Linked DNA regions of Homo sapiens: regions 2 and 3 are each linked to region 1. Evidence: chromatin contacts called from ENCODE Hi-C or POLR2A ChIA-PET data. All regions are on one chromosome and are shown on one strand. The core of a region is the stretch at or near the end of the contact, and the rest is flanking DNA. Distances in the headings are between cores, read along the strand shown.

Region 1 (2,912 bases), core at 257-2,756:
CCCTTCCTGGGAGTATCTGGGGCTGGCACCTTCACCTAGAGGCTGTGACTTATACCCGGGCTGTGGGGAGGGGTGTCCCCTGGAGACCGGTGGTATCTGGCCCTCTGAAATGTCCTCCTGGTATTCAGAGCCCTCCCTGTGCCTTTCCTATGGGCTGTTTGGAAGCCCAAGGTTTCTCTTTTCTGAATCGCTTAACACGGGTCAGTCAGGAAGCTGGAGTTTCAGCCCTGGGGGCATCTCAGGGAGTGGGTGCAGCCCCCCTGTTCTACTATTGGGAAAGGTGAGGCCCAGAGACAGGGAGGAGCTGGGCCTGGAGTTCAGCCTCCCAGCCTCGTCTGAGGCCAGGGAGCACTCATGGAGGAAATTGGCCCCACCACTGGGCGGGTTATGCCATCTGCCTGTGCCCACCTTCCTCATCTTTAAACAGGGCCAATGCGACCTGCCCATAGGATGGAGGGTGGTGGCGAGTGGGAGGCACGGGGTGGGGCTGGTGGCCGTTAGGACTGAATGACTAGTGTTTTCTCCTCAGGAAGGCAGGACTGAACCAGGCAGGCTGGGGTGCAGTGAGTCCTCCTGCCTCTTCTCTGAAATGCCCCTGTGTCACCCTCTCCTTCTGTTTCCTCTGCAGAGCCCTCAGGACTGCCCCCGGACCCTGCTCTCACCCCTGGCACCCGTGCCTACGGGTGGCTCCCAGAACATCCTGGTGCCTCTGGCCAACACTGCCTTTTTCCAGGTAAGTAGAAGCCAGGCCAGCGCCGGGTGGGGCCAGGAGGAGGCCGGGGAGCACGCAGGCCACTAACTGCCCCCATGTCCTGGTGTGACCCCTGCTCTGGGCCCACTGCAGTGCTTTCGCACCTGTGTGGGCTTTGCTTTTCTTTCTCTGAGTTTCCACCTTCTGCATGAGGAAGCCCCACTCTGACTGCACGGGGCTGCAAGAAGAGGAAGTGGTGAGGGCCAGGCCAAGGGGGACAGCTGGGGGCCAACAGCTGCCAAGGGAAAGCCAGTGCCCCCAGGCTCTCCTGCCCCGTGCCACAGCCGGAGGGTGGACGCTGCCCTATCCTGTCCTCCCTTAGCCTGAGCTGTGACCCTGGACACACCCACCCACCGCCGAGCCCACTGCCCCGTGGGTGGCTTCCATGTCTTCCCTGCAGAATGACCAGAGAACCCCTTGGCCACCCCATTCCCCATTGTCCAGATGGGGAAGATGAGGCCCAGGAAGGAAAAGTAGATGACGCCAGATCACACAACACAGGGCTGGACTTGTGCTTAGCTCTGGACTCCCCAACCAGTGCTCGTCTTTGCAACTAGCCCCGCCCCCACCATCTGGGCTGGGGGTTGGGGACGCAGCTCCTTTCTGGACCCCTCCTGGAGGCGCGTCCTGGGTGGGAAGCGTTGACGAGTCCTGGAGGCGTGCCAGCCACCCCCCTCCCCACCTCCCTGGAACTCGCCATCTGTTACTTCCATGGAGGAGCTGAGGCCCGTGAGAGCTGTCACACGTGGTGGCCACGTGCCGGGCATCTGGGATGTGTCGGGAAGCCTCGTGGCAGGGGCTGGAGCTCTGGGAGGGCTAGGGTGGGGCCTGCCCTCAGCCCTCAAGCCCCACCCTGCAGGAGTTGGGGCAAGCGCCTCCAGGATCAGCCAGGGGGCTGGGTGGGTGGGCAGGATGGCTCTGCCCCTGGGCCGTGGGCGCCTGGGATGGGGAGGTGTGAGCCTGACTTGAGTCCTGCCGATTCTTCCCAGCTGTGTGGTGGGGCAGCCTCCACTCTGACCGAGCTGCAGGGGCGCCTGCCCTCCTGCTCCCCAGGGCCTGCTCCTAGAACACTGAAGTCAGGCCCAGCGGTGGGGGCCTGTTTGCTGAGCCTACACCCTGGGGAGCTCTGGGACGGGCCGGGTGTGCTGTTCTGAGGTGGCTGAGGACTAAGAGGAGGGACCCATCTCCAGCTCAGCATGGCAGGGGACAAAACGGGCTTTTGGCCCCGTCAGCAGCCACTTTCCTGTGTTAGCTTCCGGGCTGGGACCCCAGAAGCAGGGAGGTTGACCTGCATTCTCCTCAGGGTGTCACATCTGCCAGCCACAGGGACATAAACAGGAAGCTCTGCCACGCAGCTGGCTGGGTGCTTGGCGTAATACACAAAACCTGAGTCTGTTTACTCAGCAAATATGTATTGGTGCTGCTCCTGAGAAGGCCAGATGAGCCTGGGGAACTGAGCCTCATGACACAAACATTATTGGATACCTCCTGCATACTAATGATAGCAAGCACATATTAGGCCCCTACCGTGTGCGGCCCCTTGAGGTACACAATCTCCAGTTTTCCCAGCAACCCTATTCCCATTGTCCAGGTAGGAAAACCAAGCCTCAGAGAAGGGGTCAACTTGCATGAGGTCACATAGCTGGGACATGCAGAGGTGGGGTTTGAACCCAGGCCAGGGCTCTTCCAGCTGCTTTCTGCTGCCCTTGGGGGTGGTGTCAGAGCGGCCGAGCCCTGACCGTCCCCGGTTGGCGAGGGGACAGGTAAGCAGCCAGGCAAGAGGCTAAGGGTGATGCCTGGCACACAGGGATGGGGGCAGCTCTAGGAGCTTCGTAGTGCCCCAGCAGACACCTGAATAGTTGCTGCTGAGGGAATGAATGAGGATCAAGTGAGGCACACCCCTTTGATTTGAGGGCAGCATCTGGGAAGGCTTCAGAACAGGGGGCTTTTAAGCTGGATCCTGAAGGCTGTGTTGAGCTTTGCTGGGTGGTAGAAAGGAAGACAGGTGTTCAGGCGAGGGGAGGGCTCAGGCAAAGGCCGGGGCAGGAGAGTCTGGCCGTGTTGGGCGTTGGGGCACGTCTGAGCAGGGCCTGGTAGGGCAGGATGGGAGGTGGGAAGGCTCGAAGAGCAGGGGAACCCCGCTGGGAGTGGAGCCTTAGGA
Region 2 (2,912 bases), core at 258-2,757, 560 kb after region 1:
CTAAGAGTGTGGTGATCGGCTATGGTTGTGATAGAAACCAAATTCAGCCATCCAAACAACCACACCCCATCTGCTGTCAGCTCAACCCCGACTGTGGCCTTGTGCTCCCAGAGAGACTTGACTGGCCTGAGCCAATCATGAAGCCGCCTTCACGAAGCCTCAATCATGAAGCTTCCTTCAGATTGGTTTAGAAACAGGCATGTGATGCAATTCTGGCCAAAGAGAGGTGAGGGGAAGTCTGCCAGGAGGACCCGTGGATATGGCAGTGATGCCTGAGGCCATGGCAGCTCTCTTGCAACCATGAGGGGTCCTTGCTGACAGGCCAAAATGACAAGCTGAGGAAAACAGAGTGGAAGATGAATCAGGTCCTTGAAAACTTTACTGAACTGCCAAGGAACTGCTCTCCCCTGGACTTCTCACATGAGATAATAAATGTCCTTGTGGTTTAAGCCATTCTGAGTTGGGTTTTATGTTCTTGCAGCATAAAGCATCATCACTGATAAACCACTCACAGCACTGCTTGGGAGTGCAATAAGGTTGTACAGATAAAGTCCTTAGTGCAGTGCCTAACACCCAGTGAGTGCTCAAAAATGTTAGCTTTTGTTCCTTAATCAGTTCCGCCCCCTCCTGCCTCAGGCCCTGTACGAGTCAGGGTTTGACCAGAGAAGTGGGGCCAGTGTGTGGAATCCATCTACAGCCATGCCTGCAGCTGTAGCTCTGTCTCCAGGGCTTTATGACAAGCAGGTGGCCTGTGTGATCACGGGGGCTGGCTAAATGAGTCTGGAATCCACAGAAGGGAAGCTGGCAGGCAGGTGGAGCTCACGGGCACGGCTTATGGGCTTCCCCAGAGGCTCTAGACACGGGCGTGCCCATGAGCTCCACCTGCCTGCCAGCTTCCCTTTTGTGGACTTCAGGCTTGCTTAGCCAGCCCCCACAATCACACAGCCCACTTCCTTGTCATAAAGTCCTTCAGAAAGAGCTACAGCTTGTAGGCCTGGCTGTAGATGGATTCCACACCCTTCTGTCCACAGGTGGAACTTCTCTTTCACACAGAAGCCTGTTTGGCTCTTGAAGCCCACCCAGACCAGCCAGGATAATGTCCCTTACCTAAAGTCAACTGATGACAGACTTTAATCCATATGCAGAATACCTGTACAGCAACTGTAGCTTAGTGTTTGACCGGTTAACTTGCTGTAACCAAGGGAGCGGTCAAGGCATCACATCAAAGCCAGGGGGACGCATCAAAAGCCCATTACACCGCCTGGGCTCAGTTTATTCTGGAATAGATGAAAAATGTCACTGCTGTCTTTTTCTCTCTGCTTCCTATGCTCTGAGCCGCTCAGTGACTCAGCAAGTCTCAGGAAGCTGCAGAGCTGACAGGTCCCTCAGAACCCAGCCAGGCTACTTTGGGCCATCAGGCCACGGCCACGCTGCAGCACCTACTCTGGGAGGTCCTGGAGGTTCGCACACAGCGGCTTCCTTTGCTGCATGGCGTTTCCTGAGTGAAGCAGCCTTACAGGAAACAGAGAGCAACATGTGAAAACAAGAGAACAACAGCAGGAAGAACAGCTTGGGGTAGGGGGGCGGGATGCAGCAGAGGAAGGGCGGAAAATAAATCACAAGGGGTGGGGGGACAGTCCTCAGGGGTCCTCTGTGACTCCTCTCTGGTCCCTACCTGAATTCGGGAACCCCCCCAACTTTACTGAGCAGGGGATGGCGGTGGGAAGGGTGCAACAGGAGTGTGCGAGCAGACACGGACACTCAGCTCTCGGGGGCGCCGTGCAGGGTGTCAGCCTGGGCTGGGTGACTTCTAAGGCCCTGCCAGCCCAAGCTGCTGACTTGGTTCTTTAATTCACCGAAGGATGAAGTATTGAGCCAGCCACTGTCCTTAGCAATGGCATGGCCCCTGACCTCACAGAGCTTACCCCGCAACCTCCCCCCCCGAAGGAGCAGACCTCAATGAAGTCATCACAAAAATACATGAAGGACAGAAAAGTCCAGGGGCCGTGAAAGACGTTAGGAAGAGGCTGTAGATGGAGGTGGGGCCTCCCTAAAGAGTTGGGGTCTGGCAAGACCTGAAGGGTGAATGTGGATTGGTCAGGAGTAGGCTTGGGGATGGTGGAGGGAGCCGTATGCCCAAAGGGCCTGAGAAGGGGAGCCCTGGAGGGTCAGTGTGGCTGCAGGAGAGGATGGGAAAGGGCCTGGTCACTCACAGTCATGATGGTCACCAGAGGAGGTCACAGGAGAGTTGTGAGTGGGCGAGCCCGAGGTGGGATCTGGGTGTTGAAAAGATTAACCTGATGCTGTGTGGTCCGTGGTTCTGATGGAGCTGGGACACCAGTCAGGAGGCTAGGACAGCTGTCCAGGAGTGGTGCTGGGGCTGGGCTGGGTGGTGGGTGCGACTGGAGAGTAGCAGGTGGGTCTGAGCCACTTGGAGCTGAGACTTAGCAGGACTCCGTGTGTACAGGTGAGGAGGGCTCTTCACCTGCTCCTCCTCACTGGCCCCTCCTCACTGGCCCCTCGGCATCCAGGCTGGCTCCAACCTGCTCGTCCCCGTGCAGGCAGTGCAGACAAGCCAAGCTTGTGCCCAGCCCTGTGATTTTGCTATGGGAGTCACCTCCGCCCTGGATCACACAAGTCATGGCCCCACCTTGCCACTCAGGCCTCAATTCCAGGGTCACATCTCAGAGAAGTCTCCTGTGATGGGCTGGTTGTGTCTCCCCAATTCATATGTTGATGTCCAGACCCCCAGAGCTCCTCATAATGTGATCTTATTTGGCGATGGGACCTTTAATGAGGTAATCAAGTTAAAATGAGGTCTTTAGGGTGGGCCCTAATCCAGTCTGACTGGTGTCCTTCTAAGAAGAGGGGATTAGGACAGAAATACACACAGAAGGAAGACCACGCGAGGA
Region 3 (2,912 bases), core at 413-2,912, 520 kb before region 1:
CCGAGGGGAGTGAAAATTGGATAAGGCCCCCGACATCCCCAACCACAAGTGGCTTAAGCTGGCCAAGCAGCCACACGGCCTGGCTGGGACATCTGAAAATGTAAGTTGACACTTTTTCTACGTAACCACAATTTGATTTTTTTGTTGTTTTGTTTTGAGACAGAGTCTCACTCTGTCACCCAGGCTGGAGTGCAGTGGCACAATCTCAGCTCATTGCAACCTCCACCTCCCAGGTTCACCTCCCACCTGTAATCCCAGCATTTTGGGAGGCCAAGGCGGGCGGATCACCTGAGGTCAGGAGTTCAAGACCAGCCTGGTCAACATGGTGAAACCCCATCTCTACTAAAAAAAAAAATGTAAAATTAGCGAAGCGTCATGGCAGGTGCCTGTAATCCCCGCTACTCAGGAGGCTGAGGCAGGAGAATCACTTGAACCTGGGAAAGAAGAGGTTGCAGTGAGCCAAGATCGCACCATTGCACTCCAGCCTGTGCTACAGGAGCGAAACTCCGTCTCAAAATAATAATAATAATAATAATAATAATAATAATAATAATAAACCACAGCACACCCACCACAAACCAGCTGTCAGTGTGAAAATAAAGCCAAATAGCTAAACATTTCTAAAGATTAGCTGGGGCCAGGCATGATGGGTCACACCTGGAATCCCAGCACTTAGGGAGGCCAAGGCGAGAGGATCACTTGAGGTCAGGAGTTCAAGACCAGCCTGGCCAACATGGTGAAACCCTGTCTCTACTAAAAATACAAAAATAAGCAAGGTGTTGTGGAGAGCTCCTGTAATCCTGTAATCTACTCGGGAGGCTGAGGTGGGAGAATTGCTTGAACCCAGGAGGCAGAGGTTGCATGAACTGAGATCATGCACTCCAACCTAGGCAACGGAGCAAGACTGTCTAAAACAAAGACTAGCTGGAGAATCCTGCCAGGAAAAGGCCCTCAGCCTCCAACAGCTCTGCTCACTCGAAGCTGGAAGATGTGGCTCTAGAGACGCATCAGGAACAAGCCACGACTCCCCACTTGGAGAAATCAATGGGGAAAGAGACGGAGGCAAAGGAGAACCATCTCACTGGTGAGGCGACGCTGTCTGACTCATCGTCCCTGTACCTCCCAAAGCCACTGCCCTCCCACACCTGGGCAACAGTGGCCCCAACCCCAGGCCCAGCCCTCTTGCAGGAAGGAAGAGGACTGAATGGAGGGCGTGGCAGGCTGAAAGGACGTGGCTTCCTCAAACCCCTTGGTAAAGGGCCTCTGGGGCCACCTGGCAGGGAGGGGCTGGCACACCAGGAAGTAGCCTTCTCCCGGGAGTTCAGCTAGAGCCCAGGTCCTGTCCCCAAGTGGCCTCCAGAGCCACCTTTTCAGAAAAGGTACACCCCGCCCACCCCTGTTCCCCCTGCATAAGGCCCCGCCTCCTCCCTGAGCCTCCTGCTGGCCTCTCACCTAGAAGCGGGGGTAGTCCTCGGCCCTCCAGCCAGGGGATGCAGACCTGGATGTGCTGGAAATGCTTCTGGTGGATGAGGCGGCTGTAATACTCCCTCAGAGGCCCTTTGCCTTCACAGAGAAGAGCAGACACTGCCATGAACCCGTCTCTGTCCCTGCCACATAGCCCCAGGCCCAAGACACTCCCCCCTAGGAGGGATCCTTTTCCCAGAAGCTCCACCCCTCGGCAGCTGCAGTCAGGCCCTATCTGGGCCTTTCCAGAAGCAACTCAGGAGCCCCAAGACCTGCAGGGGTATGTGCACCCTGACCCCTGATGCATAGCCCTGCACCTGCAACCAGCTGGCCTCGGGCTGCAAACAAGGCGGGGTAAGCACTGGCCTGGCACGCGACCACCCACTGGGTGGGCCCAGCCTTCTGTCTGTGTTGTGCACAGGGGACAAGAGGACTCCCTCTGCCCTGGCACAGCCCCCAAACCACAGGGCGCAGGTTCCAAGCCGCCCCTGCCCTGCCACAGCCCCCAGAGCACATGGCGCGGGTTCCAAGCCGCACCTGCCCTGCCACAGCCTCCAGAGCACATGGCGCGGGTTCCAAACCAGTCCTGGGAGCCTAGAGGCCAGAGGAGGGAGGAGAGCAGGACCAGCAGCTGGCCCAGACCCCGCCTCTTCCCACACCGCTTCCGCTTTTCTCCCTCCTCACTGAATCATCTTGAAAGGGCTCAGCAGCAGTAACTGGGACAGGGGCTCTTCTGTTTGAAAAATTAAAAGAAGCTTGGTTAAGGCACCAATGACATGGCCGGGCACAGTGGTTCATATCTATAATTTCAGCATATTGGGAGGCCAAGGCGGGTGGATCACCTGAGGTCAGGAGTTCAAGACCAGCCTGGCCAACATGGTGAAGCCCTGTTTCTACTAAAAATACAAAAATAAGCTGGGTGTGGTGGGCACTTTTAGTCCCAGCTACTCTGGAGGCTGAGGCATGAGAATTGCTTGAATGTGAGAGGCAGAGGTTGCAGTGAGCTGAGATCGCACCACTGCATCCCAGCCTGGGCGACAGAGTCTTTGTCTCAAAAAAAAAAAAAAGACACCAATGACATAACAACAAAAAAAAGATGCTTGGAAACTACTGAAAAAGTAGAAAGCTTGGTATCTACAGATTCAAATCTGGGCTCCCTGCCCTGCTGTGAAACCCTCTGAGCCTCAGTTTCCCGCATGTCAAGCAGTGTAAGACCCTATGGCAGAGAGCTGCAGTGAGGATTAAGGAGACAAGATCGTGGGAAGCACAGGGTAAAGGCTGTGTGCCCCTCCCCCTCCACCATCCCCCAACCAAACAGACACCCAGGGTCCCAGGCAGTACCTGTTATCACACAGACGAGAGAAGGAAGGTTCTGTCCGTCAAGAGTCAGTTGTTCAAACTCTGTGTTTAAAAAAAGAAACAATTCTACATGGAATTTCTGATTTAAT

What was found. Hi-C counts contacts between places; a loop is a spot of excess contacts on that map. ChIA-PET counts read pairs that join two places held with the same protein, here RNA polymerase II (POLR2A). Pooled maps may share reads with other maps.
Region 2: a pooled map shows a loop between it and region 1 (2.1-fold over the local background). The contact joins two enhancer-like sites. A Hi-C loop is called at or near these places in 2 of 50 pooled maps. POLR2A ChIA-PET finds 5 or more read pairs at or near these places in 2 of 52 experiments (activated B cell and activated CD4-positive, alpha-beta T cell).
Region 3: a map with no recorded cell type shows a loop between it and region 1 (5-fold over the local background). The contact joins the promoter of LINC02014 here to the enhancer-like site in region 1. A Hi-C loop is called at or near these places in 1 of 37 single-sample maps with no recorded cell type and 2 of 50 pooled maps. POLR2A ChIA-PET finds 5 or more read pairs at or near these places in 3 of 52 experiments (CD8-positive, alpha-beta memory T cell, PC-9 and activated B cell).

Annotation. Positions count from the first base shown.
Region 1 is chr3:129,576,150-129,579,061 of GRCh38, reverse strand. PLXND1 (plexin D1) reads left to right here. Exons shown (of 36, transcript NM_015103.3): 9 at 629-733. Among named protein-coding and RNA genes, the nearest start is that of PLXND1, 29 kb to the left of the region's middle. RefSeq lists an enhancer at 1,649-2,375. Within about 2 kb of position 1,506, at least 23 of the 41 ENCODE cell types and tissues checked have a DNase peak (open chromatin) inside an H3K27ac peak, as active enhancers do.
Region 2 is chr3:129,014,451-129,017,362 of GRCh38, reverse strand. All of the region lies in intron 2 of EFCC1 (EF-hand and coiled-coil domain containing 1), which reads right to left. It also overlaps a transcript of CFAP92 not described here. Among named protein-coding and RNA genes, the nearest start is that of EFCC1, 15 kb to the right of the region's middle. RefSeq lists a silencer at 97-256 and enhancers at 1-359, 1,037-1,086, 1,107-1,216, 930-1,437. Within about 2 kb of position 1,507, at least 23 of the 41 ENCODE cell types and tissues checked have a DNase peak (open chromatin) inside an H3K27ac peak, as active enhancers do.
Region 3 is chr3:130,093,054-130,095,965 of GRCh38, reverse strand. It overlaps LINC02014 (long intergenic non-protein coding RNA 2014), which reads left to right and starts at 1,662. Exons shown (of 5, transcript NR_146710.1): 1 at 1,662-1,818. It overlaps ALG1L2 (ALG1 chitobiosyldiphosphodolichol beta-mannosyltransferase like 2), which reads right to left. Exons shown (of 8, transcript NM_001136152.1): 4 at 2,806-2,865; 5 at 1,453-1,563. RefSeq lists an enhancer at 1,090-1,169.